4 separate regions of the Homo sapiens genome follow, and all the other regions are linked to region 4. Evidence: chromatin loops called from intact Hi-C (ENCODE). Cell type or tissue: dorsolateral prefrontal cortex. All regions are shown on one strand. Links, peaks and the distances in the headings refer to the core of each region. The heading gives the core; the rest is flanking DNA. Region 1 holds the start of NKX2-4 (NK2 homeobox 4). Region 2 overlaps LINC01727 (long intergenic non-protein coding RNA 1727). Region 3 has its middle 53 kb from the start of LINC00237. Region 4 overlaps KIZ (kizuna centrosomal protein).

Region 1 (7,926 bases), core at 1,461-6,460, 160 kb before region 4:
TTAATCTTGCTAAGTCAATACTGATGTTTGTAAACAATTCCTGTAACCTTGCATTTTATTTTTACAGTATATTAAAACATTACTCTTAACATTCGTCTGTCACTTCCTTCCCACAGGTGACCTATGGCTTTTTCCCCCCTAGAAAGGGCAGATTCTTTGCAAAACCATACTGAGTTGAACAAAACAATTATTAAAATCCTAAGAACAAAACCATGGAGAACATTTCCACCAAAGGGCTAAAACCAAACAGAAAAAGGAATATGTAACACTGTTCTTGCCTTCAAGACATGTACTGTCAGGTTAAACTTAAATCGATTCCACACACCCTTTTCTGGAAAAAAAATAAAACAAAATATTGCTTAAGAAAGCACTCTCCTTGTTTTTCTTTCTCCTGCTCCAGTTTCCAGGAAAACTTAAAAGTGTTATCTTTGTTTTCTCGTTATCATTATTATTGCTGCAAGATTGTTTTCAAAATTTAATCAATATGCTTTGCACACTGCTTTTGTCTTATGCTTTGTCTTGTTCAGTATTTAGTAGAGAGTTCATAATGTCTAAGTATTCGGGTAAAACTGCAAGTCAAAGGATGACAAAGTTTTAAAAATCTGTTTATCTATGGTTTTGTATTTTTCCAAAGAAACTACAATTTTCACCTGATTTCTGCATCCATTTTCATATCGCTTGAACAGGTTATATTTTTCCAACAACAACAAAAAGACCCGTTGCGAACAACTAGAAATATTTGGAAGTTTTGATATTTTGTCTTTCTCTTCTTTTTGATCACGGTAGTGATGGGAGAATAAACTTAAGTCAGAGATATTTACTGAGAGAAAGAGAGTAAGAACACACACAAAGGGAAAGAAAGCAGAAAAAACTTTACAAGTGCAAACTCAGTAGGAAACATTTTAGGAAATAAAAATGTTCCCCCTCTTTCCCTTGTTCAATTTCCATCCCCACAGAGGAAAAACAGAATACTTACAAGTTAGCATCTGCGTATTTATCAGTGTATGTGTGTTTTCTCTCTTCTCTGGGCTTGGATACTTTGAGCTAATTTGGAAGTGCCCGTTTGGTTGCCCACAAAATGATGCTTAAGGGTCTAAAAACGCATAAATTAGGGAGCCCTACAATGGCAAAGGACGGTCATTGTACCTCCTCTCTTTATGCGCTCTTACGGTGGGACCCAAGAGCCTTTTTTTTTTTTTTTAACACTTTAGGTGATGGAGCGAATGAGGGGCTGATAACTGGAGAGGACGAAGCAAGCCCCCGCAACACCCTCCCCCCAAACTTAGCAGCACGTTCCCCATTCCGCAATTATACCGGACTTTGGTGCGAAGTCACTTTAGAAAACTGGGATCTGGAAGGGGCCAGGCGCGGAGTCCATGTCTAGCCTCGACGCCAGCCTCCGAGTTTCTATTTCTGGTGCTCGAGGGCTGGGGTAACGGCCGCGGATGGAGGAGCGAAGGATGGGAAAAGCAAAGGATGGGAAAAGCAAAGATGGGAAAAGCAACGGGGAGTGATCTTTCCAAGAAACACCCAACTGCCCCTTTTACCTTTTTTTGCCTCCATTATGGGGCGGGGGTTGGGGGGGCGAGAGAAAAAGATGTCAATGACCATTGTTTGCTCGTTTGGGATGTTGCTCCGCCCCCCGAGTCTGTCGTAAACCTGGCGCCGGACTAAAATAAACCCCAGATCCCGCAGCCCGGGGGGCTCGCCGAGCCGCCGACTCCTCGTCACAGGCTCAGCTGCCGCGGCCGAGGTGGCGGCGACGAGCGGCCGCCGCGTCCTGCCGGCGCGCGCCCCAGGCCCCCCTACCTGGCTGCCCGCCGAGCCATGTCGTTGAGCCCAAAGCACACGACGCCCTTCTCCGTGTCCGACATCCTGAGCCCCATCGAGGAGACCTACAAGAAGTTCAGCGGCGCCATGGACGGCGCGCCACCCGGCCTGGGGGCGCCCCTGGGGGCCGCGGCCGCCTACCGCGCGCCGCCACCTGGGCCCTCCTCGCAGGCGGCGACCGTGGCGGGCATGCAGCCTTCTCACGCCATGGCGGGTCACAACGCGGCGGCCGCGGCGGCGGCGGCAGCAGCTGCGGCGGCGGCGGCCGCCACCTACCACATGCCGCCCGGCGTCTCGCAGTTCCCGCACGGCGCCATGGGCAGCTACTGCAACGGCGGCCTGGGCAACATGGGCGAGCTGCCCGCCTACACGGACGGCATGCGGGGCGGCGCGGCCACCGGCTGGTACGGCGCCAACCCGGACCCACGCTACTCGTCAAGTGAGAGGGGCCAGGAGCGCGGGGCTGCGGGCGGCTCAGGCGTTTCCCGCCACAGCCGAGGGGCGCGGGGGCGCGGGACGGGGTGCGCGCGGCTTAGGAGGTCCTGGGGCCGAGCGGGCGCGCGGGGCGTCCTGGGACGCGGCCCGGGACGCGCGGGGTTTCTGGGGACCCTGGGCGCGCGGGGGGTCCTGGGACCTGACCGGGAACGCGCGCGGCGTCCTGGGACCCGTTGAGGGCGTGGTGCTCTGGGACCCGCCGAGGGCGCGCGGGGCGTGCTGGGGCCGGAGGCCGCGGCGGTCAGGGGGTCTTGGGATTCAGCGAGGGCCCGGCGGCGTCGCGGCCGCGGCGTGAAGAGAGCGGCGGCTGGACCGGCTCCCGGCGGGCCTGGAGCTCACTCGCCTTCCCCCTTGGGACTCTTCCCCAGTCTCCAGGTTCATGGGGCCGTCGGCGGGCGTGAATGTGGCCGGCATGGGGTCGCTGACCGGCATCGCGGACGCCGCCAAGTCGCTGGGCCCGCTGCACGCGGCGGCGGCGGCAGCCGCTCCGCGAAGGAAGCGCCGCGTGCTCTTCTCGCAGGCGCAGGTCTACGAGCTGGAGCGGCGCTTCAAGCAGCAGAAGTACCTGTCGGCGCCCGAGCGCGAGCACCTGGCCAGCATGATCCACCTGACGCCCACGCAGGTCAAGATCTGGTTCCAGAACCACCGGTACAAGATGAAACGGCAGGCCAAGGACAAGGCGGCGCAGCAGCTGCAGCAGGAGGGCGGCCTGGGCCCGCCGCCGCCTCCGCCGCCGTCCCCGCGCCGCGTGGCGGTGCCTGTGCTGGTCAAGGACGGCAAGCCGTGCCAGAACGGCGCCAGCACGCCCACCCCCGGCCAGGCCGGTCCGCAGCCGCCGGCCCCGACGCCAGCACCTGAGCTGGAGGAGCTGTCGCCCAGCCCACCCGCGCTGCACGGCCCGGGGGGCGGCCTGGCGGCCCTGGACGCGGCCGCCGGGGAGTACAGCGGCGGCGTCCTGGGCGCCAACCTGCTCTATGGCAGGACGTGGTGACAGCGAGGGCGCCCCGGGGCTAGGTCCTGGTGCACCCGAAGGGTCTGCAAGAAACTGCTAGAACGGATGGGGGAGGCATGCGAAAACCGACTCGCGCGTGTAAACTGCGATTCAAAACGAACCGGTCTCAGAGAGGAGCAGGCTGTGAACCTCTTGCTGGGGGCGGGGGACAGCGACAGCCCGGAAACCGAGTAGTGTAACATTATGCCACGAGGCTTTGAGGTGGTGATTTTCTCCTCCTAGAAGTTCTTAAATGACGCGAAAAGGTGGAGAAGTTCACACGGCATTCTTAACTACAGCTCTCAAAGTTGGAAACTTTGTTGGCGTTTGTAACTATAAAAATCAACCCAGCTTTAACAATCAGTCCTTTTTGAAGTGGAATTTATCTTGGGAGATTAATTTTCGAAGGGCCCCCTAAGTGCAATTTCATTAATGTTTGATTGAAAGTAAATTGAAGTGTAGCTCAAGGTGGATCATACACATAGCAACATTATTGCAGAGGAATTATTGCCATTTAGGTAATAGAGCAATGGAATCAAAATAAAATACTGATTATATGGATTGATGGAGCTTTTTAAATTTAATGCTGATTTCAAAATGTTTTGATGATTATTTGGCAAGTGAGTGTTTGTATGTTACGCTAAAAGAGGATTTTCCCCCCTAAGATGCAGCTCACCATAAGAAAGGTTGTATACTATTTGTATATGAAATCTGGTCTCCCAACATCAACTGAGAAAATAAATAACCCTATCCTTCTGTAAACATGGTATTTACTCTCTTTGAGGTATTTTCTTGTCTGAATTTGAATACCTTGATAAAGTACTAGAACAAACAAGTAAAATTTCTAAAATTGACATCAATTAATCTATATTCAAAGCATGACAAGAAGAAGAAAGGTGATTTATTGAATTGTAATCAAGATATAAGGAATAAGTAACTACAATATAATTTTTCCACCATATTTAGAACTTAGGAGTTGCACTGGTTTTGTTGGTGTTTTATTGTACAAATAATGTATTTACTCTTTAATATGCCGATTTATATTTCCTATGTTTCTAATGGATATTTAAATATAACTTAAAAGAAACAAGTTCTTTTTTCTAAAAGTCAAGTGGTCATTTCTTTTTCATTAAGTTTATACATGGCTTGATGTGTTTTTAAAATACTAATTGTCATGATGTGACAACACAGCTCAGTTTACTCATAAATGACTGGTAGTGGACTAAAAATACTAAAAGCTGACGAATTTGTGCTTATAAATAATTAATGAAAATTAAAGAAATAACATGGATAAAGCATGATTTGCAAATGATCAAAACAAATAGTTACCGGAGACCCTAAACCTCTTCTACATTTGAGATTTTAGAATTACAGCTTGGGGCTGAAACATTGTGTTTCACTTCATTGTTAGAACATTTTTCTGAATGTGCAACTTGAATTCATAAGAAGGTGTTTTAGAAGTTAAACTTGCACTTTTTCTAGACTCTTGTATAGTAATTTTTTAAAACTCCAGTTTCTTTCACAGAGGGAGAAAAAACACTAAAGAAGCAAGGGAATCACCCTTTATCAAGGGGCCGTAAAAGAATTTTTAGAAAATGAGATCTAATTTTTAAAACATTTTATGTAAGAACAAATAATCTGAGCAGACAAATTTGTAAGAAAACGCTACAGTACACCCACAGGAAATTCTCTCAACTTGGGGTGTTTTTGGCATATTAATGGAAATGACTTTAGAAATGTTAACTAAGCTAGCAAATCTATTATTGATGTGCCAAATTTCAAAATGTTTGTTTATATTAGTTTGATTTCCTCACAATAGTACCATAATTCTGAAATTTTACTTCTAGAAAACGTTCTAAAAGCCCACATGGTTGGCAGTGTTTTTTGTTACAGTCCAATACCTACAAAAACAATAATAGCTTATAGTCCAAGGGCTCCGGGTAACATATTTAAAGAAAATGAGTCTTCATGAACAGTTTATTTCTGGAACAAAATCCTTTAGACTGAAGAAGTGCACTTTCTTTAAGAAATATGTCACATTAAGAAGAAACAACTTTTATATACAATATTTTCTGGAAGTGTATTTTGTGTGGGCATATCTTATTCCTTTCAGCATTCCTTTAAAGAGTAAAAAACCCCAAGCCAGAAATAATTGCTGCAAAGGGCTTAACATTCTATACCCAGAGACTGACTGACTGTATGTGTGCATATCCTGAAATTAGGGAAAGGTTTGATTCTTGAAGCTTAAAATAGAAATGTTTTTACCATAGAATCCCACCTTCTGATTAATGCAAAACGAGCTGTTTTCTTCTTTTTGCAATTAGTGCTTTGCAGATCTTTTATAAAAATACAAATGGCCAGACTAGGTGAAACTCATTAACTGAAGAGGAGGATAAGTGTCTCCACAACTGAGAGGGAGGACTGGCGCAGGGTCTGAGTGGAACAAAGGCCCCTCAAAGTTTGGCAGAGGCCACAGCAAACCTGTTTCAAAAATGCTTACTCAGCAGATGTGACCTTTTCCTAAATGTTTTTGGGTTTTACAACAATCTAACTTACCTTTTCCAATTGAGGCACGGAAACCAAAAGCCAGAGTCAAAGTTGCAGAGAGGAACGGAGGGATTGCAGGTACTTTTCTGTAATCTGTGTTGGGATGTATATTGAAGTGCTGTGTGTGCGAGTGTGTGCAGTTTTGAAGGACACAAGAAGGGTGTTTTGTATATGGAAGGATGGGGGTGTAACCCAGTTGTCTTCTATTTAAGTCTTTGCCTAGAACTAAAACCTAATGGTCAGAACAAGTAGTCAGACTTCTATCAACACAGATGTTGTGTTCAATCTCCATTCGGCTAGCGACTGTTTACTTTCAATTTAAAGCAAATCAGAGACTCAATCCTGTTCACTAAATGCAAGCATCTTCCATAGACTTGCTTTGTTAACTCCATTGAATACTGATGATTTTAAAAGACTTTTTAGAATAAATTTGTGAGCCATAATTATATAAAGACCTATCAATTGGATTTTTAGATGTGAATTTGTGCTGAAGAGAAAATAATGCATTATGTGATGGCAACACAAATTGCAGACACAGTTCAAAGCATGGATAATACTCCCTCACTGCTTACCATAACACTAATGTGTGGATGAAACCCTGTATGTTAATTATTTGAGTACAGTTTTTTGAAACACTATTATTATCCTGCAACCCAGTGAGACAGAGAACGATGATACATTTTTAAAAATATAAATACCCTTTCACTACTAGTGAGATTTGGTGAACATCTGGGGAAGTTTCAAAGAAGATGCCTAGACTGGGGAACTGCATTCACATCCCATCAGGAATTTGCGCTCTCCAGTAAGTATTGAGATAACTTTGTGATTTCAGGATCACTTTTGTTTTTATTATTTTTAACTTTAGAGGTAATGGAAGTTTCTGGGAGAGGTGGGTTTGGTTTTGTTTTTGCTTTAGAATGTTTACTTGCAATTGAATGAAATGCCTTTCGTTTTTTGAAATTCCATGTAACCTTCAGTAATTGTTTAGGTGACTTCTAAAAAAGTTTAACTAGGAACTAGGAACATTGCCTAAATTTAAGTTGTGCAAACTATTTTGCAGTAGTGAACAGCTATATTCCTATTTCATACACATCAATTCAAGCCTGTTCTCTTTTGGCCCTCATTCCATAAATAAGGCGTGGAGAAACAAGCCACAGGAGGATTCTGCTTTACTGAGTGGAGGAGAAATCCATCGAGAATGGGCCGTTTGCTAGTTCATTCGTTTGGTGACTTTTTCCTGATGGGAAATAGCAGAGCAGTGGATCACCAGGAATAGAGTCTGGCGAGATCGCAGCTCCAGGATCCTTTCGGGGTGGGCAGGAGGCGTCAGTCAGTGGGACGGAGCCAGATCGAGAAACTGGGGACTCTAAGTTGACTCTTCAGGGAATGTCCAGATTTTAGATTTCTAAGCATAGCAAAATTCGGTTACTTTCACACTTGGAACTTAAAACGGCAGCCTCGGAAGGAAGACCATTTCTGGTATTCTACAGCTCTGCTGCTTGCAGGGAGTTGAGATGCAGCGGCAGGTTGAGAAGCTGCGGCGCCGCGGACGAGGAAGGAGGGTGCGCCCGAGGGTAGAGGAAGGGGCTTTCCGCGCCCATCCTGTGCGTGCGGCCGGCTCGCGGGGCTCCCGGGAGGGCCAGCCGCGGGGTCTGCGGGCTGGGCCGGGCGACTAGCGAGCCGCAGGGGAGACCCAGGCGCCGGGCGCGTGCCCCACGTGCACCGAGGGCCTGGCGCTTCCCGACCCCGCTGGGAGAAAGTTGAGCCAAGCACCTAGGACCTGAGCTCTGAGTAGCACGCGGGGCCCGGGCGCCGCCACCATCCCGCCCCCGGCTGCGAGGTCGCGGCGCCCGGGCCCTTCAGTTCGGTCCAGGCGCGCCCAGCAAAGGAGTGCAGGGACCCCGGCCTCACCCGGCCCGTTCCTGGCATCCCACGTCATCGTACGAAAATTAACCTATCGCTCATTACACCCAATTTGCCTTTGTAACGCTAAATGGCAATCTAATACCAGTTTGTAGACGGCTTTGTACATTAACATACATTACCCCATTTGATCTTTAAAG
Region 2 (7,926 bases), core at 1,002-6,001, 380 kb before region 4:
AGAAATAGATAGAGGCAGCCCAAGATGAAAGACACCTTCAGGCAAGAACACACTTCTCTATCCGCTTCTCTCTCTGTTTAAAATTGAGCCCTTCTGACTTTCCTAATAATAAAAATGCAAAATTTTAAAGATCATAAATCATCTTTTTCATCTATGAGATTTGATAGTTACTTATTAGCATTATTAACAGTAATAGGTATTAATAGTATTATTAACAGCCAATATATATTGAGATTGACTTTTAAAATTCACCTATAACATTTACAAAGATAAAAAAAATGGGGGGCACTAAACATATTTTAGAATGGGTTAAAAAATAAAAAACCTGGCAATACCAAGCACTGGCAAGGACGCAGAGCAACTGGAACTCTCAGAAATTGCTGGTGGAAACGCAGACTGGCTTGGCTGCTCTGGAAGAGGCTTGACAGCTTTTAAAAAGTGAAACATACACTTACTGTGTGACTCAGCAATCCCACTCCGAGGCACCTACCCAAGAGAAATGAAAACTTACGTTCATGCAAGAAAACCCTATACATAAATGTTTATGCAGCTCTATTCTTAATCAACAAAAACTGGACACAACCCATTTGTCTTAATGGGTAAATGGATAAGCAAACCGTGGTTCATCCACATGATGGAATATCTACCACTCAGCAATAAAAAGGAACGAATTATTGATGCATGCAACAGCTGAATCTCAAAGGCATTATGCTAAGTGAAAGTAGAAGCCAGACTCAAAAGGCTGCATATTGTGCGATCTCATTCTTGTAACATTCTAGAAGAGGTAAAACTATGAAGACAGAGATAAGGTCAGCAGCTGTCAGGGATGAAGGATGTGTTTGACCACAAACAGGAAGCACAAAGTAGCTTCTGGGCATGAAACTGTATATTTTCTCCCCAGTTTTACTGAGGTATAGCTGACAATTAAAAATTGTATATATTTAAGGTGTGTAACTTGATGATTTGGAGTTGTTCTGTATCTCAATTACAGTGGTGGCTTCACAAACCTATACCTATATTAAGATTCCTACAACTACACAAAAAACGCCAACTTTATTTTATATAAATTTTAAAACTAATAATAATAAGAGAGATTAAATATTAATAAATATATAAACAAAGATGGGAGGGCTCCTGGAGAAATGGCTGATGCCAGGCCTGAGGCAAGGAAAATGCAAGATGAGCCTGGAGCATCTCGTGCCAGAGAGCAGAGAGGGGCTCAGAGGACACAGGTCCAGCTTGAAGGGGCTGCCACTTGCCAAATTTGGGATGATCTGGCTGTCAAAATGGATAGTTACAGAAATACACTGGATAGAGAAAGAAGCCTTGAGTACAATCTGATACTAAAAAAGTTGAGGGATAGGATAAGAAGTTTTTCTTTATAGAAGAGTGATAACTTTTTTTAAAAGTAGAAAGAATGGGAAATGAAAGAGCACTTTATAGCCGGCAAAACAGCAACTGATCCAGGCAAGAATGATCAATAGATACTAAAATCACTGGGTAAGAGATTGCTGGGAAGCACGATATTCTGTCTCAAAGTATCACCCAGTAGGTCACTTAATAATCACAAAAGATCAGGGTACATTTCCAATGGAGAAATATAGCAGACACTCACTTAACTGAGTGATCAAAGTTAATGTCACAAATTGTGGACAAATTGACATCTTGTTGTTCCTCCTGATATGACGCCCTGAGAAGGAAGCAACAGCATCTATATAATATGCCTGCCAACAATATTTATGCTAAATCTAATCCTGAGGCTCAATCAGGTAAATCCAGGTCTAAGTACACTCTATAAAACTCTTCAAAATGCCAATGTCATGAGAGACCACAAAAAGACTGGAGATCTGTTCTGGATTCAAGAGACATGACTGCGAAACTCAATATGTGACCCTTGATTCCATTCTGGATCAAGACAAAAATCTGTTAAGTACAGACAGTCCCCAACTTACAATTGTTCAACTTACAATTCTTCAGTTTTACAATGGTGCAAAAGTGATAGGCATTCAGTGGAAACCGTATTGTGAGAACCCATAAAACCATTCTGTTTTTCACTTTCAGTACAGTATTCCATACATTACATGTGATATCTAACACTTTATTATAAAATAGGCTTTGTGTTGGATAATTTTTTCCAACCGTAGGCTAATGTAAGTGTTCTGAGCACATTTAATGTAGGCAAAATTGTTATAATATTCAGCAGATTTAGTGTATTAAATGCATTTTTACTTACATTTTTTCAACTTATTATGGGTTTATGGGATGTAATCTCATTTTAAGTCAAGAAGTGTGTTTATTCAATGACTTGATATAGATTCTGTATTAGAAAACTGTATTTTAGCAATGTATTTTAGCAATTCCCAAGTGTACCAATTATATTATGCTTAGGTAAGGGTGTGTCTTTGTTCTTAAGAGACACACACCAAAGCATTTAGGCATCAAGTGTTATGATGTCTATAGATAATTCCAAAGTGTGATAAAAACTAATAGAGAGCAGATGTGGCAAAAGGTTAACACCGGGTGGATCTACATTTGGTGAAGCACTTACAAGCACACATTGCACTTGTTCGTACAATTTTTTTCAAAGGCTGTTTTTTTTTTCCTAAAGAAAAATAAAGGAGAGAAAAAACTGATGAGGAAGCCTAGTATTGACAAGGTCGTGGGGCACTGGAAATTCTCCTGCGCAGCTGTTGGGAGTGTGAGCTGGCACATGCTGCCTGGAGGGAAGTCGGGCACATAGTAAAGCATAAATCGAGCATACACTTTGACCCACAAACTCCACAGCCCACCGCTTTCAGGTTAACTTAGAGAGAACTCACTAACGTGCAAAGATGTATATGCCCTAAAGTTTCACTGCAATCTTATTTTTTATACCAGAAAAGTAGGAAATGGCTTAATGTCCATCACTGGAAAACTGGTAAGTAAATTATGTTCATTTCTAGCCTACTAGTCAAGATCCTGGGCTCTGAGGTCAGATACCCTGGCAGTGCTGATCAATTTTCTTGTGCCACAGCCTGTTCATCTGCTTAATGGGCATAATACAAACTCCCGTTCTGTAGAGTCATTATGAGATTATGCAAGACCATGTATGTGCCTGGCATATAGCAGGTATGAAATCAGTATTATATACCATTAGCTTTATGTAATTGATAAAAAACGATGAGGCCTACCTTTATTTATGGACCTGGAAAGACGCTTCTGTCATAGTGTTGAATGAAAAAGTAGGTTATGGGATAGAGGAGTACAAGGTCTGATTGCACTTGTGTAAAAGTACATTTTTAATTCCCGTTTGAATATATTCGTAGCAAGATGTCTGGAAGATTGGCCACCTAAGCGTTAATAATGGGTCCCTAAGGTGAGGACGCTTCCAGTCTTTTATTTCCTTCTTTGTACATTTCTATATCCTTCCTTTTTTTCTTTTTTTCTTACAACACATGTAACAGTTTTACAATCAGATTCTATTTAATTGTAAAAATATTAATAAATCAGATCCATGGATCTTGCCTGCTCAGACCTGACTTTGTCTGAAGGGTTGACCAGATGCCCTGCTGATTGAGACCCCAGAGGCTACTTGCCTACCTTTGGTACAAGTCACTGTCCCTTCTCTCAGCCTGAGTGTTCTCTCTGCCAGGCACGCCGGAGGCATTTACGTGTTCAGCTCTTTGTTCTCTCCATGGGATTATGTTTTCCCCACATTTCTACCTCATTTTCACGCAGCCTGCAGCGTGTGTGTGAAGCATGTGTTTGGCTCAAGGGATGACAACACACCTGCAGAGGATTCACTGAAGCCTACCTTGGGGGGCACTCAGCTCTTTTCTGGGTGTTTTCTAAGGGCATCCACACTGTCCGGCAGAAATCCAGTTTGCAGCACCGTTTCCTCCCCAAGCCTGGTTTTCTGCAGCCTGGTCCCTCACCAAGGTGCCAGGATTGAGCTGACCACGAGATGGCAGTCTTTCCTTGCATCAGGCTGGCCGAAGCCTGCATCCCCAGACCTGTGTGCTTCTGAATCCAGCTTCTGTGCTGCCCGAAGCAATTTCAGCAAAGAGATTATTGACTAAAGAGACCTTCACTAAAGAAGAAAACAGTAGGATTAAATATTCGGAAACAGAAGAACTCGAAGAAGAAAATACAATTTCCCAACGTCACATGCTCACCCATCCTTCTCCTCTTCAACAAAAGTCACAACAGTTGTGTGTCCATTTGCAGTCTGGGGTAGAATTAGAATTGCCAAGCATCCCAGTGAGGTCTGAATCCACATTCCTTTATTTCTTTGTGCCACTCAAAGCCAGATATTGATGTCTGAAAACAAGATACATAAGCTTCATTATTTAAGTGTCTCTTCCTTAAACAAGACCGCTTTAATACTTAACAAGGTAGGGAAGCTACATAATTTAAAATCTATGCGACAAGAAATAAGAAATTATTTGTAGCGGGCTCCACTTTTACACCCACCAACAAAGAAAGACATTCACAATTTTTTGCCTTCCCAGGGCCCCAAAATACAACACAGGCCTGTTCTCCTGCTCCGGGCAGAAGCCGCAGCTGAAACTGTTCTTTATCAGCTTTTCTTTCTCAATATTTACCAACCAATAAATCTTTTTTCCCCTAAGACAACTGACATTCGAATCCTGTTCATGTGGAGGCTTGTTATCCAAATAATATTAAATAAACTGCTTCATTTTCTACTGAAAAAGTATGAAGATGGTTTTTGTTTTCTTTGCTGGTCAATATTGCAGAAGAGAGGGGCTGCTCTCATCCATGGGAAGGACAGCTGCCTGCCTGCAATGAGCACATCTCAATCTCCGAGCCTCCTGCAGAGGTGCCTCCTCTCTGTCCTGTCCTGGAGCCATGAAAGCTCATCTTCAGGCTCCCACAGTCCCTGCTCTGTGGCACCAGCAGGGTCGAGCCTGTCTGTACCATTGTCACGGTCATAACTGAGGACCCCATAGAATGTTGCCGGAGCTGCAGGAGTATTTTGCCCATTTTCCAAAGTGGAATAAGTCAGTCTTTTGAGAAAAATTACAATTCTGTTGTTCCACAAGCCAATTCCAGCTTCCTTTTTTTTTTAGACAAGGTCTCACTCCATCGCCCAGACTGGAGTGCAGTTGCGTGGTCATGTCTCACTATAGTCCCACGTGATCTTCCCACCTCAGCCTCTCAGGTAGCTTGGGATTACAGGTGCACACCTCCACACCCAGCTAATTTTTTATATTTTTGGTAGAGATGGAGTTTCACCATGTTGCCCAGGCTGGTCTTGAACTCCCGGGCTCAAGCAATCCTCCTGCCTCAACCTCTCGAAGTGCTGGGATTCCAAGCATAAGCCAGGGCGCCCAGCTCAGCTCCCGCTCTTTCCTCTGTCAGAGGAGTGTGTAGTGCCAATGGTCACAGAGCTGGCCAGAGGGGTCAGGAGGGAGGACGTCTGGGCTAGCTCTTCTGCTAACTTCCTGGGAGGATCAGCAATGAGACTTGCGTCTCTGGGCCTCAGTTTCTCCATTCATACAAGGAAATGTTGGACCTGACTTTCTTTTAAACCTTCCCATGTTGCTACTTATCAAGGATCTGAAATAAAGGAGGAGGCTTTGGAGCTGGCTTGGTCTTAGTGGAAATTAAACATCTGAGTCCCTAAAGAAACTTCTAGGGAAGAAAAAAAAGCTTTTGAAGATTAATAGTAGCAGATAATATTTACTTGGAGATGTCTCTGTCCTAGGTACCATTCTAAATTTTGGTCATATGATTTAATTTAACTCCCATAACACCCCCATATTTTTGTACCCACTTGACACTCAAGGGAGCTGAAGCACTGAGGGGTGCCTGACTTCCCCAGGGATCGCATCGCTTGGAAAGATTGGAAAAATGGGAAGCCAGGTGGCTTGGCTCCAGGGTTCATTCTCTTAACTTCCTAACCCCACAGCTGGCAGCAAGCCCAGGAAACCTCTGAGGGCTGCCGCAGCCAGGGTGGGTTGTGGGGTGGAGCTGGAGCTAGAGGCTCTGGCAGTTGGAGTCATGGGCCCTGGCCTTGAGCACTGCTCTGTGAGTGCTCTTGTCTCTTTCTCTCGTCTTTATTTGGCCTTTACTCAGATAGACGTTGCCGGGGTGATAGTCATGCTCATCAGTATACCCAGATTTCTGACATGATTTTATTACTACATAAATAAGACATGAGTAATGTTTCCTCATTAAAAAAAAAACTCCAAGAATTACAAGTAAGACTAAAAATCCCCTTTGAGCACCACTGCTCTCGGTTTCCTCCTCTCCTACTACAGGAGATATTGTCATCGTTTTGGATGTTGCACTACAAATTATTTTCTATGAGGTATGTACCCTTAGAAAACCTGTGGTCACGCTTTGTAGTTTATGAGGTTCTGTTTCCTTCAGCAATGCTATCGTGCTGCGTGTATTATTTGGAAATCGCTTTCCTCGGTCAACAGTGCATCTTGAGACACTTCCATGTTCCCACTTACAGATATGTCTTGTGAGCATCCCATTGTATGAATGAATCTGAGTTTATCTGTCCATCCCCGTTTTGATGGCCATTTAGGGCATTTCTAAATTCGTATTTTTCCAGAAATTGCCATAATGTATTTCCTTTCACATACTGCCTCATGCATGTGTACAAATATTCCTTTGGTCTAAATGATGAAAGTGAAATTGCTGGGTATCATCATATTTTATTAAACTGACATAAATATCATATGAGATTTTTATAAAGGCTCCCCCCAAAAATGTTGGGATTTGAAACTCTTTATTAACCTCAAATTGCTATAAGTGGTAACAAAACATCAGTAAGATTTGAGGGCCATGAGATGCAATAATGGTGAGAGAGGAGTGGGTGATGCCTGTGAATTGTAAGGCTATGCTTTTCCCTTCCACGCAAGAAAGCACAGCAGAATGAAAGAGGGGTGAAAATGACGTGAATCATGAAAACTCTTAAATGCATTAGAATTGGAATTTTTTAAGTAACATACTTGCAAACATGGCTGAGATCTGCTGTGATTTACCTGCAGGATCCGTCCTTCTGCACAACCCATGCTGTCAACCAGGAGCTATTCTGTCCCCACCGACTCAACGAGGCAGCAACCAGTTCTGTACATGAAGATTCCAAGGGATCCCAAATGGCACGTGTTAGAACAGACACTATCCAAGAAGGAAAGGACATATCTGTCAACCATGCTACAAGTGTCATGCCACCATGGAAGTTGATTGCTAGATACTGAGCTGGCATACACCACACACACACACACACACACACACACACACACACACACACGCTGAAGCATCCTCAGAATTCCTGCAACTCCAAGGTTCAAACGTCCAAGAAGAATACTGTGGGGTGAGGACTGTGTGCTTGGCCAGGCTCTTTGGAGCCTACTTGGTGTCTCTGAAGGACTGGAAATAGAATTTGCTTTCAGTTAAAGGAGCCCTAATACCAGTCTCTGCCAGAATGCCAGAAGTTACAAATCCTCATGCCCTGTCCACCCTCTCTCCAGTGGAGACTCTTTGTGTGTGTGTGTGTGTGTGTGTGTGTGTGTGTGTGTTTTCCTGTTCAGTGTTTTTTCTTTTTCTTTTTTTTATTATACTTTAAGTTTTAGGGTATGTGTGCACAATGTGCAGGTTAGTTACATATGTATACATGTGCCATGTTGGTGTGCTGCACCCATTAACTCGTCATTTAACATTAGGTATATCTCCTAATGCTATCCCTCCCCCATCCCCCTACCCCACAACAGGCCCCAGTGTGTGATATTCCCCTTCCTGTGTCCATGTGTTCTCATTGTTCAATTCCCACCTATGAGTGAGAACATGCAGTGTCCGGTTTTTTGTCCTTGCGATAGTTTGCTGAGAATGATGGTTTCCAGCTTCATCCATGTCCCTACAAAGGACATGAACTCATCATTTTTTATGGCTGCATAGTATTCCATGGTGTAT
Region 3 (7,926 bases), core at 1,544-6,543, 180 kb after region 4:
TATTATTTTGAAAGATATCTGTCAATACCTGTTATGACCAAAAGGATGAGAACCAGACATTATGTGCTTCCTGGTGGAAATACCCACTCTACTATAAAGTAGTTTTACCAAGAAAAAAAAATAGAGCAACTTGTATATGCAATTATAATTTTTTTCCCCAGGAAATACAGAGGACTGAGGAACTTTATAGACTATACGATGGAGATGAATCCAGCAAAATCCAGCTTATATGAAGTAATATGGGCCAATCAACCTACTTTCTTCAACAAATAAATGACAAAGAAAGGAGAGATGTGAGTGGAAGTCCTACAAAATAAAATAGATCTGACAGAACAATCGAATACATCTCATGGCTTTATTTAAATAAACACACTTTAAAGAAACAAACTAAAAAATTATGACATTTATGAAACAATTGGAAACTTGGAACATCAATGGTTATTTGATATTAAGGGATAATTGATCTCTGTGAGTAAGATGGTAAATTTGAAGGTCAGATTCTAAGTTCAATTTATTTCAGTTCTTGCTTTTAATGTCTCAAAAAAATAAACCTCACAGTTTTATATATCCAAATGGAAGAAGTGCATCAATGGCTGGGCTAAGTGACAAAACACATTTGTAATCACATCTTTCAATTTTCAAAAATTTTTATTCGAATTTGGCTAAGTAAACTATAGCTTTCTTGATATCAGTCTAACAAAATGATTGAAAAGTATTGCATTTTTATATTTTCAAAAATCTGCTCAGAATGAAGAAAAATTCTTTGTTTAGAAGACCTTATAACAAGTTAAAAATTCTGTTTGTGAGGGTGCAAATATGGGAGTTTTGGGTAATAAGTATATTTGTGTGACAATGGAAATGTTTCCGAACACACACTGTTCAAAATGCGTCATTATGGGATATATTTTCTTTTAAAAGCAGCTACTTTTCACTCCTTGGTAAATAAAGAGAACTTCCTTTCTCTTTTACACTATAGTAATAGATTGTGTGCTTGCTTACTTGAAAAATATGTGTGAGGTCACATAGTAGTGACAGCTACTTGTCATCACAGAGAAGTCCAGAAATCCGGAACCCTTTTAGTTTCCCTGTTCTTTTAGGTACATTGTCCAAAGGACAGTCTGTGTGGTCCAAAGATTTCTTAGGGTCATTTCTATTCTCATTATAAAATGTGTTAAAGATTCAATCATATTTGGCAAGTCTCGTTTTTATAAATTTAACCTCATAGGTGACATCTGTTGTTTTCTTCATCTTGCTTCACTATTTGCTAAGAACGACACAGTAAATGGATTTGATGGTTGTGCTTTCTTTGTTAACTTTACTGTAATTTTTTTCTTAAAAAACAAACAATAATTCAGCCATTCCACCACTAGTGATTACACTTAACAGATTTCCACCCTGAACACTTTTTCAGTCATTTACTACTGAGACTGTAACGGTTTAGTGGCTCATAAAAAAATGGCCTTTGGTGTATTTCACTATTGAAATGGAATCTAGCAAACAGCACAAAGCGAGACATGTTGGAAATATCTGTACTTTCATTCAATGCTCTGGCAAACCTTGGTAAAGCATAATTTGTTCTAATGTGTGTATCTTTAAATCTTCAGCATTGTTTGCTATGCATTTCCAACCGCGTTGCTAATAAAGGCAGGCATTTTAACTTGCCGCCTTATTGTCGTTTCTGTATTATTGCAGCCATTTTTACTGGGGCATAAAGAGAAGGGTTTACTCAATGGTAGGTAGCTTTTTTATTTTTCTTTATTTAAAAACTTCAATATTTTTCAGTAATCTGTGTGAAACTTTGATAAAATACTGAACTGAGTATCTCACAATTGTAAACATTGCTTAGAAGTCTCAGATATTTGCTTCTGCACACCAAATGCTTACTATTTGTAGGTCTTGGTTATCACTGTGACTTTCCATCACCTTCACCTCAAATCTTCAAACCACCACACACATGTGGAATTCATTCTCCATAACAATGGTTGGATATGCTCATTATCAGTAGTCTTCATTATAAGTTCAATATTTTAGGCTGAATTCTTCTCATACTAATTAGATTATTATAATTTTTACCTTGTAATGAGGCTAATGGGAGGTATTGGGAATGCAAGGGTCAGTTCTACCATTTATTTTCATCTTTCTGCTTGTGATATTAGGATTATCTTCAATCCATTGTTTCTTGTCTACAATATTTTTAAGCCACTTTCCCAGGTTGAGAAAGTTATTTAGTTAAAGCTGGATTCATATAATCTGTGCGTTCATTTAATGAGGCTCACAGAAGACACCAAGTGGGCGTGCCACTCTCAGCTGGAGTAGTGGAATTCCCATATTCCCTCAGGGGGACCTCTGGTACCAATTCTGCAAGACTCTGACACACAGACCCAGGAAGGGCACTATTGTCAATCATTATAATGTATTTCAGTAAAACTTAATCACTTTGCCATTTTTACATAAAACTTACAAATAGATGTCCTAATATTTTCTTTTTTACCCAATGGATTGTCATGCACCCCCCCATGTGGAGACCCTGGCTTAAGGTTGTATGTGTTTGTATTGTGTGTGTAGCTGTCTAGTAAGAGAAGTTAATTAATATTTACAGACTATCTTCTAGTGCCAAATACTGTATTATGTGAGTTCCTTAATAATATAATAGCAGGTCACACCTGATTATCATGGGTGCCACCAGGCTTTGCACACATACTCTGTGGCAACCCTATGAGTTAGGTATCATTACTTAGCTATTGTTCAGGTGAGAGGCCAGGTATTTCCTTGGTTCATTTGGAGACCCGCTATGGGGAAGGGATGTCTTTCAACACCTGGAAACACACAACCTTGCTCACTCCTCAGACTCCTTCAACATCTTTGCTTTTGATCCTTCTGATTTTTAACTATTAAAATCCTTTCAGTTTTTAACTAAAATTTTTTTGTCGTTGTTTGTTTTTTGTAGAGACAGGGTCTAGCTTTGTAGGTCAGTCTCAAACTCCTGGTTTCAAGTGATCCTCCTGCCTTGGCCTCCCAAAGTGTTGGGATTACAGGCATGAACGATTGTGTTAGTCAACTAATATCTTTAAAAAAATAGTAGTCATCCATGCACAATATGAAGTCTCTCACCTATCCCCTGTGGCCAAGATTGGTAACCTCAAGGGCGCAGGAGCCCAGCTGCTGTCTTTAGCACCGTTACACCATTAGTGTCTAGAAGAGTGCCTAGCAAAGTAATCATGCAAATCTTTGTTGAACAAATGTGTGACTTGAAAGTTTTACTTCCGAAAGACAGTAAACATAAAAGTCTATCTAAAATATGGGATAACTTTTGTTTTTCACTATATCTCTTTTATAAGCATCCTTTAAATGTTTTCTCAATTAAAAAATATCTTCATGTGATCTTGAAAATGATAGTATCCTTCTCTGTATTTGACTAATTTTATTTGATGTTGTCTTGAGGGAGGCTTCTCTTCATAACTTCGCAATTTCCAAATAGGGGATTACAATACTAGCTGAAGCACCAGGCTTTGCATCCTGGAAAAATTAAATCTCAGCTTTAGGATATGTATTAATCATATAGACGTGAGCAAACAGTTGGTTAACATTGGGAAACCTGGATATTTTTCTGAGCATTCATTTAGGATTTTAAATGGACTTCTCGCTTGTGTTTATGAGAGGCTTTGCAAAAATGCCCCCAATCTTTTCTGAACTGAGGCTCAGCTTATTTTTCTTTCTTCACTATAAATGCAATGCCATTGGGTCTTTTCTAGTTTCTCTACCTGTTAGCTGGAGAGGCTGTTAATTTCAGCAATGTTGCATGATTTTCTACCAAATTGAGTTGGCTTAACTGACTCAAATTCACTCAAGAAGTTTTATGGGTAAAGTTCTTAAGGGGTTCCTTTCAAAGTGAGCTGAGACTAGAAGTATCACTTTGTGGCATACACACACTCTTGTTCCTTAAGTTCTCCTTGTCTTCGGAAGAGATCCTGTGTGAAGCCTCCCTGTAGAATCACAGAGGGCTCCATTCCACAACCCCCACAGCTGCAGCACTTGTTTATTTATAAATCAGATGGATCCCTGGGGAGAGTGTTTTCCCCTCAGCTGGCCTAGGTTTTTACCACATACGAGCTATAGCTGAATCTAAAACTATGAATAAACTGATAACAAGCAGAAAGATATATTTTTGGCGTAGCATTTTCAAGAATGGAGGAATGCCGTGTAACATGGGAATGAATGTGTTAAAATCCTTCCTACTAGATGAGGGTCTCCTGGCCAGGGAGCTCTGCCAGCGAGAATCTTTCCTTTGTCTCAGCATGCCCCCAGCTGGCAGACGGGGCTCACAATTTGCTTTCCAATATCTCAGCCTGGATATAGGATCTGGTGTTTAAAAGGAAAAGGGGTACATGAAGATTTCCCCAGCCTGCAACGCTCTGGGCAAATAATAGCCTTTGCAGGGTGATCTTGGGCTGTTGCAACACGCGAGGATTAACTATTCAAATAAAGTTCCTTCTCTGCTAGAGAACAAGCCATTCATTCAAGCACGGTTTATCTGCTCCAGGCCATGGGTTTTTGCATTTTTGCAACAACATTTTCCCACTCTCTCTACCCCTCCCCCAACATCTGGGGTGACAGAGGAGGGAACATAAATAATGGTCAGGGTCTCACTGGCTGCTCTATTCTAATCTGTATGGTTTAGTCAGTGGGCCTACTGGGGGCAGGGGAAACTCTTAACTTTGGGCCTAGGGAATGTAGCAGGTGCTGTCGGTATCCTGCCACCACTCACTTAACCCACTGAGGAGGTGTCCTGCTGACACTCCCTCCCAGGTCAGTTTCCTGTGTCTCTCTGTCTGAGGGTGTTGTCTGTGGACTGTGCTCATCCATGGGGCAAACCAGAAGCACCCGGGAGTTAACACCCTGGGAGTGACCCTCCATCAATGAAGGGTGGGAATTAATGGAAAAACATGCAGCGTCCTCACTACTCAGAGGGACAATTCCCTACAGCCTCCCCGAGGCGTCCCTACAGCTACAGCGTCCTGGGGATTTTGTCCTGGGCGCCCACTGCAGTCACCCACTCACTTACCCACACTGGGTTCCCTCCTGCCTGACTCTCCCCACTTCCTCACAGGGCTTCCTGGGGGTCAGCCCCCAAACAAACCACCGGAACGCAAATCTTCATCTCAGGCCCTGCTTTGGGGGAACCCATGCTAAGTCAGGCACCCCTGGGAGATGCAACTGGGCAGGCCAGCTAGGCCTGCCTAAAGCACCCAGCCCAGTGCTGGGGTGGGCTATAGCTTTCCTCCTAATTTTGATGTGGTTCTTGTCTCTTGTTGGCTGTCAGCACAGTCACAGCAGGACAATCTCTGGCAGGCTCCTGAGAACACGCATGCGGTGCCCACTCATGAGAGTGACCAGTGGAGGCTGATGCCTGGCCCTGCCCGGCCTGTCCACCACACCCTGAGCCAGGCATGGGGCTCAGTCAGCAGAGGAAGGGGAGCTTTTTGTGAATTGGTCCATCACAGGGGGCACCGGTCATCTCCCCAGAGTGGTGACTTTTGTGATTTGCCCACAGGTGCTTTCAATGCAGCGGCCTTGGCCAATGGAGGCTCACCAGTTGAGTTGCTGCTTGTGACCTCTTCTCTGCTTTCTGTCTTCTTGAGTAAGGTGTTAGATCCTGCTCTGGCTGACCTCCCAAGTCAACCTGAGGCCCTTTTCCCAGAGGACTCTGCCTCCCAGAGATCACCACCTCCACGGAACTTGTTGATCAGAAAGTCACAGAAAAACTTTGTGAGAGCAAGGCCACCACCACTCACCATGAAAACATAAGAACAGTTGCAATTCAGGACAACTGATGACATTCAGGTGTGCAATTGGTTTTGATTAAATTGATTTGTATAAACTCATATCCACATGTTACTAAAAATAAATCGTGTATAAACTATTATGCAGTTTCTACTGAAATTAAATATATGCATACCAGCAATTTCACTCCCAGGCATAGATTCAAGAGAAATGATTGAATGTGTCTACAAAAAGACATGTTAAAACATGTTAACACTCATTTCAACATTCCAAAACTTACTAGAAAGCAACAGTAATCAAAACAGTGCAGTACTGGCAAAAGGATAGACATGTAAACAATGGAATAGAATTGAGAGTCCAGATATAAAATCACGTGCCCATGGCCAACTGATTTTCAACAAGGGTGCCAAGACCATTCAGTGGAGAATAGTCTTTTCAGCAAATGGTGCAGGGACAACTGGATAACCATACCCATAAGACCGAAGTTGGACCTTACCTCATACCGTATACAAAAATTAACCCAAAATAGACCAAAAACCCAAATGTAAGAGCTAAAATGATAAAACTATTAGAAGAAAACGTAAAGGTAAATTTTTATGACCTCAGATATTGCAATATATTTTTAGATATAACACCAAAAGCACAAACACCGCAATGATTCGTCAGTGCAGGGCATAAAGTCAGCTCCCTTGTTCCAACAGCTTGGAGGTCCTGATGGGATCACCTGATACCTTGAGACCTCATTCCAGTCCAGAGTCCAGCCTCAATCTGCTTCATTCACACCTCACAGGTGTTGATACCAAGAGCATTGCCTAAAAAAACTCAGCTTCTGCCTCCTGGGGAAATTGACCTGTAATAATGAAGTTCAAGCTCAAGCAAAACTACTTGGTGATGGCATTCAGAATAGCGATTTCCTCAGGATTGGGGGCAGGGGTGTGTGGCTATTGTCTGGATCTGGACTTCCTGCCCCATCATCTTTGCTCCTCATGGGGCTGCACTACCTGGTCTGTTCATGGTCCACTCTGAGCTGCAGCTGTGTAGGCAATAGCCTTTACATTCCCAGGGCTGGCGGGGCCACAGTACTGTGCTCACACTGCAGACAGCTCCCAGCCACGAGTCCATGAGCCCTGCTCCAAATGTGAATCACTCACCTGTAAAATGAGGGAGTCAAATGGGATGTTTTCTTCTTTGATATGGCTTTTTTTTTTTTTTTTTTGCAAAAAGTTGTATAGTTTTATGAAAAAAGTTAAACTGTTCAGGAAAGCATAATGAAGAGAAAGAATCCTCCTTCTCAGGGATGACTGTCGTCAACAGTTTGGTAAATATCCTTCCTGACACTTCTCTATGTGGATTGTATACCTCCTGTGCCCTCTTCATAGCCCCTTGACCCATCTTTTAACTCCAGTTGTTGCCATGGCCACCAGCTGTGCAGGTATAACTCCACCTCCCCTGCCTATCTCTTGCTGTATGCCTCAGGGCACCCCTGCCACTGCAGGATGGAGCACTCACCACCATTCCAGTGCAGGTGATCGCTGGAAGGGAAAAGGAATGAACACCTCATAGGGCAACTCTTGACCAATGGGGCCTATATCTAGTGGATAAAAATGCCCCTGTCCTGTTCCTCAAGCGAATGATTCTAAGGCTGTCTACATAGTGCTCCAGAGAGTCCCAAATAGGCCTAGGCCCAGATGTTCACAGTAGTGATGATCCCTCTTTCTCTGTCTCTTTCTTCTCTAGCCTCCCTCTCCCGTTTCTGTGGTCTCTTTCCAAAATACACTGACCATGTACATGTAAGCCCTTGTCTCAGCCTGATCTGGGAAGAACCACAATCACTAAGACACTGTGTATGTGTGTGTGTGTATGTGTGTGTAAGTAAATCAATCAATCAATGTAAAATAAAGGGGCCATGCTATTCACATGGCTCTACAGCCTGAATTTGTACTTCCTATGCCAGGAGATATCTACATCTATATCCAGATTTCCACCATCTGTGTAGTACTTTATTGTTGTATGTGGATGCTTTACCTAACTTATTGGGTGGTTTCTAGGTTTTTAGTGCCTCACACAGGATTCCACCCTTGATGAAAATGGGTTGGCTAATTTCTAAAGTATTGTCTAGTTGGAACTAACCAGCCTATGGAGAGT
Region 4 (7,926 bases), core at 978-5,977:
AAACAGTAACAATTACGTGTCAGTTGTTCATTTTATATGAACAAAAGGCTAACGTAGCTAGAATTGGTCTACACAGTCAACATCAATATAAAGTTAGTAAGAATTACTGACAATAGGTTTTGCTTTGTGGAGCCAACAAGTAAAGACAAAAATGAGACACAGAATACCCAAGGCCAAGAAACCCACTATTTAATTAGAACACAGCATTCACAGATTATCAATCCAGAGCCTTCACTGTGCAGTGGTTGAGCCCAGAGAGGTTAAGAGATGTGTCCTAAGACACACAGAGCGAGCCAGCAGTAGAGCAAAAGTGGAACAAAATGCTCCTCCTGGGACACTCCTACAAATGTACACGTTGTAGACACCCGCCCCACAGGGCCTCCTGAGAAGCAGTAAAACAGTAGGGCAGGGAGAACCCTGCCACAGCATGTGCCTGGCTATGTGAGCTGCTTTCAGAAGCTGAGACAGAATCAGCTCTGGGGCCAGAAAGACTCTGCTCACTGCATGATCCTGGGCAAGTTCCCTACCTCTCCAAGCACCAGTTTTCTTGTCTGTAGAATGGGGACAGTAATGCCTTCCTGGAAGTGTTCTGATAAATTTACAGACAATCCTGTGTGACAGCCTGCAGACAGCAGACTTCAGTAAGCAGTGCCACTGCACTGTCAGCACATTTGGATCAACAAAAGCATGTACTCAGTTTGCTGATGTGCAGCCGTGGGTTCTAAGTGGAAGTGATGAGTACTTAGGCACAGGGGTCAAGGAATGGGAGGTTTGGGGACAGATGGAGGGAAGGCAGGCCTGAGATGCGTGAAGTTTCTTCCTCGAGGAACCTGATGAGTGGGTGCCCTTGAAATGGGAAGAGACAGGGAAACTGCCTCAGCCAGGCCTTCCAAGAGCAGGGGCAGAGCAAGGCATCGGACTCTGTGCTGGGGCTGCAGCAGCAAACAAGACAGACTCGCTCGATGCCCTTGAGGTGCCCACGCTCCGGTGAGGAGACTGACACCAGAATAAACACCATGAAATTGGCTGAAAAGGCAACAGTGGGGTTGGCTGAGAACTGATGACAGTGGAACTGTGGGATGACATTCCAGGCCTCCAGCATGTGCCAAGAGCTCTCATCAAGGTCAGGGCCCGAAGCCAGACACCTTTCCATCAGCAGACAAGACAGCAGCCAGGAAAGAACCCCAGTGAGGCTCTCTGCAAGTGTGTTCACCCAGGTCCTGCTTCCTGAAACTGGGGATGCATGAGCAGAGGGCATATTCACAGTCATTACCAGTCTCCCTTTGAAAATGTATGTGTCCACACACACATTCACACACACACACACTCTCTCACACACTCACACCCTCTCACACACACACACACTCTCTCTCTCTCTCTCTCACACCCTTATGCAGATAACTGTACGAAATGCATGATTCCCTGCAGCTCAAGTACATGATGCCATACAGAAGTGAGGGAACTTGTACAAACTGACTTTTATTTAAAAAAAAAAAAAACAAACTAGAGTGAATGGTGGAGCTATATATCCATGCTTACTCACTCAGGAAGCACAATGACTATCCAGCACTGGTGATTAAGAAACCTGCCGCTGGGCATGGTGGCTCGCCTATAATCCCAGCACTTTGGGAGGCCGAGGAGAGTGGATCACCTGAGCTCAGGAGTTCAAGACCAGCCTGGGCAACATGGCGAAACATCATCTCTACCAAAACCACAAAAAATTAGCCAGGCATGGTGGCATGTGCCTGTGGTCTCAGCTACTTGGGAGGCTGAGGTGGGAGGGTTGCTTGAGCCTGGGAGGCAAAGGTTGCAGTGAGCGGAGATCGTGTCACTGTACTCCAGCCTGGGTGACAGAGCGAGACCCTGTCTCTAAATAAATAAATAAATGAAACGAAGCCTGCCCCACTGCGGGAGGGAGGGTACTGGGAAATGGCTTCTAGCCCTGACTACAGATGATAACAGAAATAGCTAGGGGGACCACAGGAAGGGCATGCTGTGCAGCCAGGTCTCCGCTTAGGAAACGTTCAGAAGGTTAAGCCTTGAAAAATCTAGAAGGCCTTAACCAGGTAAAAGAGTGGGGCAAGAGCATTCCAATAAAATCCAGGGACATGAAATAGTGGGTCATACGCGGGCATGACATGCGGTCTGGTTGTTAACTGTTCTTCAGCAGGGGGACAAGGGGAGCTGGCTGGGAAGGGTGTGCAGTGTGCAGACTACCCGTGCTTGACAGAGGTGCAGGCAACAAGGGTCTCCTGAGAGGTGTGTGGCAGCAGAGGTGGGTGTCAGATACTCATTCCTGGCCCAGGGCGGGAGCAGGGGGTGGAATTTGGAGGAAAGAACAGAGGGAAAACCTAATGTTAGTAACACATTGACTCGATTTCATGGTCAATATCTATTTTTTTTTTTTTTTTTTTTTGAGACGGAGTTTTGTTCTGTCACCCAGGCTGGAGTGTAGTGGCACGATCTCGATGCACTGCAACCTCTGCCTCCTGGGTTCAAACGATTCTCCTGCCTCAGCCTCCCGAGTGGCTGGGATTATAGGCGCCTGCCACCATGTCTAGCTAATTTTTGTACTTTTAATAGAGATAGGGTTTTGCCATGTTGGCCATGCTGGTCTCGAACTCCTGACTGCAGGCGGTCCACCCACCTTGGCCTCCCAAAGTACTGGGATTACAGGTGTGAGCCACCGCACCCAGCCATCATTTTTTTTTTTTTTTTTTTAAACAGAGTCTTGCTCCATTGCCCAGATGAGTGCATTGGTGCAATTTCAGCTCACTGCAAGTTCTGCCTCCCAGGTTTATGCGATTCTCCTGCCTCATCCTCCCAAGTAGCTGGGATTACAGGTGCACACCACCACACCTGGCTAATTTTTTTTGTATTTTTAGTAAAGATAGGGATATTCACCATGTTGGCCAGGCTGGTCTTGAACTCCTGACCTCAAGTGATCTGCCTGCCTCGGCCTCCCAAAGTGCTGGGATTACAGGCATGAGCCACTGCGCCTGGCCTGTCATATCATTTTTTTAAAAAAAGAAAAAATAGCCATGGCCCATTAACAAATATACCCAAGTTATTGTGACTCTGAGGCCTCACCAATTGAGTGTGGCAATGAGACTCAGAGGGTCCTGCCAGGAGCACTGTCTATGATGTCCAGGATAAGGAGGAATGGCTCCCGGCAGCAGGAAGTATCCTTCCAGTTCTGGAGTCTTATTAGAAGGCTGAAAATAGCTAATTTATTATAAGACATAGTCTTTAGACTCCAAATTCTAAAATTTGTAATAATTTTTGACTGCTAGTGGAAATCAGTATTACAATTTCTAAAGGAGCAATTTCAGCTTGAACGTTCCTCAAAACAGACATATGTTTCTGAAAAACAGAAGGCAAAAAATAATCCAGAAAGAAAAAAATCCCAATGACTATGCCAACAAATCTCTGTAAACACTAATTTTAGGTTTTAAAGGCCTACCAGTAATTTAACAAAGTCTGAGCGCCCCCTGATGGTTAATCGGGGTTCCTACAGAAGATGCCACTTTCAGCTGCCTGAGGTCAACTTAACTTTTTCTCTTCAAATAATCAAGCGATTGTTCTTATTTGCTTTGTGCAGAAAAAACAACGTATGTAGGCTTGTGATAAGAAACGTGACATATTTAGGAAGCTGCTAATTCAGTGGAATTTAAGAATGGAGATGTGCCAAACCCAAGACAGAGAAGAGTGCTTTTATATAAGAACCTAAAGGACTTTCAGGAAAAACTCATTTTTATTTCACTGGACTATTGGTTCCTTATAATCTTTATGTTATCCTGGGGAAAATGGCACAGTGACCAGGCAAAGACAGAAAATGCCACCGCCATCAGAGCATCAGCTGCAGGCTGGCGCCCTCCACTGGCCGCTCTGGTGGCTGCAAGGCTGGCACAGAATGCCACCCACGGTGGCCCTGCCAGGGTACAGTGGCGGGGTGACTTCTGCTACCTTTCCCCCAGGCAATTATGTTGCAAGCACACACCCTTTCCTTTTGGTAAAACATTATCTGGTCCAACCAGTAAGCTGAAGTTACAAGGCAGGAACCAGTAAGCTAAGGGCAGGCTTTTAAAATATACTCTCCATTGAACAAATGGATCCGGGAGAGTGAAAACCGCTTGCTGGGGAAGGTAAAGCGAGACAATGTTTGCAGAGGAGAGGAAGCTCTGGCATGCACCCCTGAACAAAAGGGAACAAGTGGTCTTTACTTGGAGAACGGCTTCCTATTAGGACTCACTCCTTCGTACATTATGCTTTTCATCCCCACTCAACCACAAAATGATTTTGCTGAAGCAAATACAATGGTAGAAAAAGATTTACACTGAAAGAATCTTTAATAATAAACTGTTGCCAATCTGCCTACTTGCCCGTGATTTATAATACAATAAACATCGGATTCTATTACGGCTCATGCACTGAAGCTGCTGCTCTGAAAAACGGAATATGAAAGCACCCGAACCCCACCACCATCACAATGAAATGAGCATGTATAAATGTGCTAAGAGTATCTCTTTGCATCTTTTATAGCTTGTGTGTATTAATCTGTAACGCTTATTAAGAAAGTCATTGCTATGCAAAGCAGCACCCAATCCCTTTCTCTGGCTTTTCAACAGGAGTGCACTGTTTAGCCAATAGGACGGACCCTCTGGCCCTCATTCTGCATTCATCACAGGCAACATTTGCACAATGTATCTCTCAAAGGCGGCTGAAAAGAAGGCCTTAATACTCATGTAAACAACTGCAAACCAATTACTTAATGAATCAGGCCCACACATAATGAGGTGCAGACAAAGAGCTATAAATGCATTTTTGCGCCCAAGCCGCTGCTTTAAAGTAAAATCCCTCAGCTGTAGTTTGGGCTTAACTAGCACATCATAATTATTGTCTCTAGGACATCAGAGGAAGCCATTTTTTTTTTTTTTTTTTTTTAGGTCCAGTGGGTTTTTTTTTTTTCTTTTTTTGAGGTTGCTCATCAGCTCACTGACAAAATAGAGCAAAGAAGAATTTTAAAAGTGCTACAGCAGCACTGCACTGTTATGTTTATTCTCAAGTACCGGGTTTCGAGACCACTTGTAAAAGCAATAAAGCACAAGGAGTGACTGCAGTAAGTGGGATCCTTAAATGTAAGCCTCTAAGAAATTTCAGTGAATCCAGCACAAACAGCAAAACTGGAGCTCTCCAAAGCCCAGGGTGGCATATGAACAACACCAAGCCCAGCACAAGAACCAAACCGTGACAAACAGCACGCCAAACCCACGCACTCTGGACCCAGACCTTTTCATCACTGGATTATTATCAAGTGCCTAGAACCAAGAGTTCCTTCAAGGCCTTTTTGTGTGGTTTTTTTTTTTGTTTTCTTAAAGGGGATGATGAGATTACTTGTAATTTATTAGGAAATTAATTTCATACGGAAACGATACTAATAACAAAATACCTCTGTCTCAATTTGAAGGAGGAAAATGCTTGATTTTAGTTTAGTAAAATATAGACAAGATGTGAAATTATTAGACTGAGAAATGTTTTACAAAATCCAATTGCTTTCTCAATGTCTTTAAAAATTTCCCAAAGAACCTACGTAAAGACTGTTTAGGAAGAAGTGAGTTTTTTAGTGCCTCTATATATTATTAAGCCAAATGGTAACATTCGGCCCTGAAAATTATCTGTAGAATTTACTGTCTTTTAAACTTTCTTTTAGGAGACCTAGAACTTGAATTTATAATACAATCATAATAACATAATACTTTAACACTCTTCCTGTCCCATTTACCTCCCACTTCCTTCAAAAATATGGACGAAAACTCAGGCATTAAAAATAATAACTTCTGAAAATTAAATGAGTTATTTCTCTAAAACTTAACTTGTCAAGTTTCTAAAACTTATAATTTTAGAAATTCAATCTCATTTTAATATACTCCAGGTTCTAAAAACATTGTATTGTTTATAAAATATGAATAAAAATAGGATTTTTTTCATTTAAAAAATTCAGCATTTCTGGTTCAAATCATTTTCTCTTATGGAACATTATATGTTATACTAGAAATGTAAAGTTCCTGTTCTAAAATTTCATCAGAGACAAGCAGTTAATTCAAATGTAATATAATCATCTGAAGGACACCTTTTTACTGAGCAATGCTGTTCCAAAAGGAAAGTTGCTATGCCATTTTAAACAATATTTAGCTCAAAGCAAAAGAGTAGGGTATTTCATCAGGTGATGGCTTATATTCCCATCTATAAATTCTAAGTGACCTGAAGCTACTGTGATTAGTATTTTATGTTAATGACAAATTCAGCACACAACTCTCTTATCACAGCTCAAAAAACCTACAAGAAGCGAGTGCTACAGTTTGACAAATGTGAAAAGATAAATTTTGTTCTTTATGGAAAATAAGCAAGAAAGTATTAGAAAAGGAAAGAATAACCTAGCCTAAACACTTGGTTAAAAAAAAAGAGGAAAATAAAAATGAATATCCAGCAATTACTAGTTTATATATTAGCCATCACAAAAAGAAGAAACATGCCACTTTATTTCTTTTAAGGCCTGATGTTTTCTCTCTGCCCTTTTTCTGACAACCTCCATTGTGTGGTCTCTAAGCAGTCCTACTGCGAGCAGCTGTAGACGCTAATTTGTGGTTCACTGAGGTGTCAATTGAGTCTTAAACCAAGGAAACAACAGCTGCAAAACAATACTTGGCTCTGGTGCAAATATTTTCAAAGGTAGACTAAAGTTTCAACTGTTATTTTAGATAAACAAAAACCCAAACCATAACCCTCCAAGTCATACAACAAAATAATACGCAGCCAGAGTTTAATTCATTGCGCTGTGACATTTCTCATCTTGTTGCTGCTATTCAGAAAGGCTTTCACAACTTTACCTTGACAAAGGACTTCCTTCACTAGATGAAAAACTAGCTTCCGAAGCAATTTTGTTAGCTGTCTTTGTCTCGAATGCACCGCTGCCAATATTCAAACCTGTGATAAGCGTAAACATGGAGAGTGAGGGTTAGCTGTCATGCAGCCATGGGACAAAATGAATAAAGTGGCCTCACAGTAAGTTTGGTGAAACAAACGCCAACAGAGGAAGATGCTGTTCAAGCCACAGAAGGCAAGGGAGCTTCTGAGGCAGAGAATGAAATGCTGGTAGAATACCGAAAGGGAGTGAGGCACTTTCCTGTGATACCGAAACACAAGCCACAAAAAGTGAAAACTGAAATCATCCAAAGAGTTCAATTTTAAATGACTAAGATGCACATGTAGGCATATGGATCTCTACTGTGTCACAAAGCACTGGATAATTCCCATTGTTATAACACACGGGCAGCAAACCAGGGCTCAGAAATAATTGAGACCCATGGATAACAGTCACCCACCTTATCCACTCTTAAGCCCCTCTGTAAAATCCTCTATTTTCCATCCCACAGAGGAGAAAGAATCTCCACTGAAAATCATCAAGGCCACTCTTTACCAGCCTCTAAAGGTTGAGGAGGAGGATGCACACTCCACCTCTTTCTTTGGAGCCAGAGACTTGGATATTCCCACAATGCCCCCAGTTTGCAGGGCAATCCCTGATCTTTGCCTCTTGGGAGTTCTCAGCCTTGGATGTTTCTGCTACAGGTCTGCTTCTTAACTGGCAGTCAAAATCACAGATACAGCATGCATGGGCATCTTTGCAAAAAGCATTTGCTGAGTTTCTAACCTGTAACCTGCCTGCTTGCATGTACACTCTGCAGCAAAGTGATTATTTTAAAAATGTGTCCACATTCAGCCCAAAGAGGGTGTCCACATGCTTACCAGGAGGAGGTCTTTTCAGACATGAAAACTAAGCCTCAAGGTTTATTTAAGTGGCTTTCCTTCAGGTCCAAAGACTCAGAAGTAAGTGAAACATGCACTGCTTCTTCATTAGTTAGATGTGGG

What was found. Peaks named below come from ENCODE experiments on the same cell type or tissue, not always from the same donor. Only the 100,000 strongest peaks of a DNase experiment are listed, where the experiment ranks them.
Region 1: a loop joins it to region 4, with 2.1 times the contacts of the local background. A loop is called at or near these places in 9 of 110 quality-filtered maps.
Region 2: it touches region 4 in a loop (11-fold over the local background); 20 of 110 quality-filtered maps call a loop at or near these places.
Region 3: it touches region 4 in a loop (2.8-fold over the local background); 9 of 110 quality-filtered maps call a loop at or near these places.

What each region holds. Positions count from the first base shown.
Region 1 is chr20:21,391,301-21,399,226 of GRCh38, reverse strand. NKX2-4 (NK2 homeobox 4) reads left to right here and starts at 1,701. Exons shown (of 2, transcript NM_033176.2): 1 at 1,701-2,269; 2 at 2,694-3,862. The coding sequence starts at 1,828. The coding sequence ends at 3,316. It overlaps LOC105372558 (a long non-coding RNA gene), which reads right to left and starts at 1,293. Exons shown (of 4, transcript XR_001754528.1): 1 at 651-1,293. In dorsolateral prefrontal cortex, for the core only: no CTCF peak of the experiment used is centred there; no DNase peak of the experiment used is centred there; H3K4me3 peaks cover 1,738 bases; H3K27me3 peaks cover 5,000 bases.
Region 2 is chr20:21,611,756-21,619,681 of GRCh38, reverse strand. It overlaps LINC01727 (long intergenic non-protein coding RNA 1727), which reads right to left. Exons shown (of 4, transcript NR_109880.1): 2 at 6,999-7,134; 3 at 4,155-4,299; 4 at 3,960-4,020. LINC01726 (long intergenic non-protein coding RNA 1726) reads left to right here. Exons shown (of 5, transcript NR_109878.1): 4 at 7,005-7,330. Among named protein-coding and RNA genes, the nearest start is that of LINC01727, 46 kb to the right of the region's middle. In dorsolateral prefrontal cortex, for the core only: CTCF peaks have their summits at 3,748 and 3,948 (motif pointing right); DNase peaks (open chromatin) are centred at 3,951 and 4,846; H3K4me3 peaks cover 657 bases; H3K27ac peaks cover 2,538 bases.
Region 3 is chr20:21,049,783-21,057,708 of GRCh38, reverse strand. No RefSeq gene overlaps it. Among named protein-coding and RNA genes, the nearest start is that of LINC00237, 53 kb to the left of the region's middle. RefSeq lists an enhancer at 4,627-5,127. In dorsolateral prefrontal cortex, for the core only: a CTCF peak has its summit at 4,310 (motif pointing left); a DNase peak (open chromatin) is centred at 4,288.
Region 4 is chr20:21,231,792-21,239,717 of GRCh38, reverse strand. KIZ (kizuna centrosomal protein) reads right to left here. Exons shown (of 13, transcript NM_018474.6): 11 at 6,888-6,984. Among named protein-coding and RNA genes, the nearest start is that of KIZ-AS1, 17 kb to the right of the region's middle. RefSeq lists an enhancer at 3,124-5,566. In dorsolateral prefrontal cortex, for the core only: a CTCF peak has its summit at 3,522 (motif pointing left); DNase peaks (open chromatin) are centred at 3,487, 3,877, 4,667, 5,230 and 1 weaker place; H3K4me3 peaks cover 2,219 bases; H3K27ac peaks cover 3,926 bases.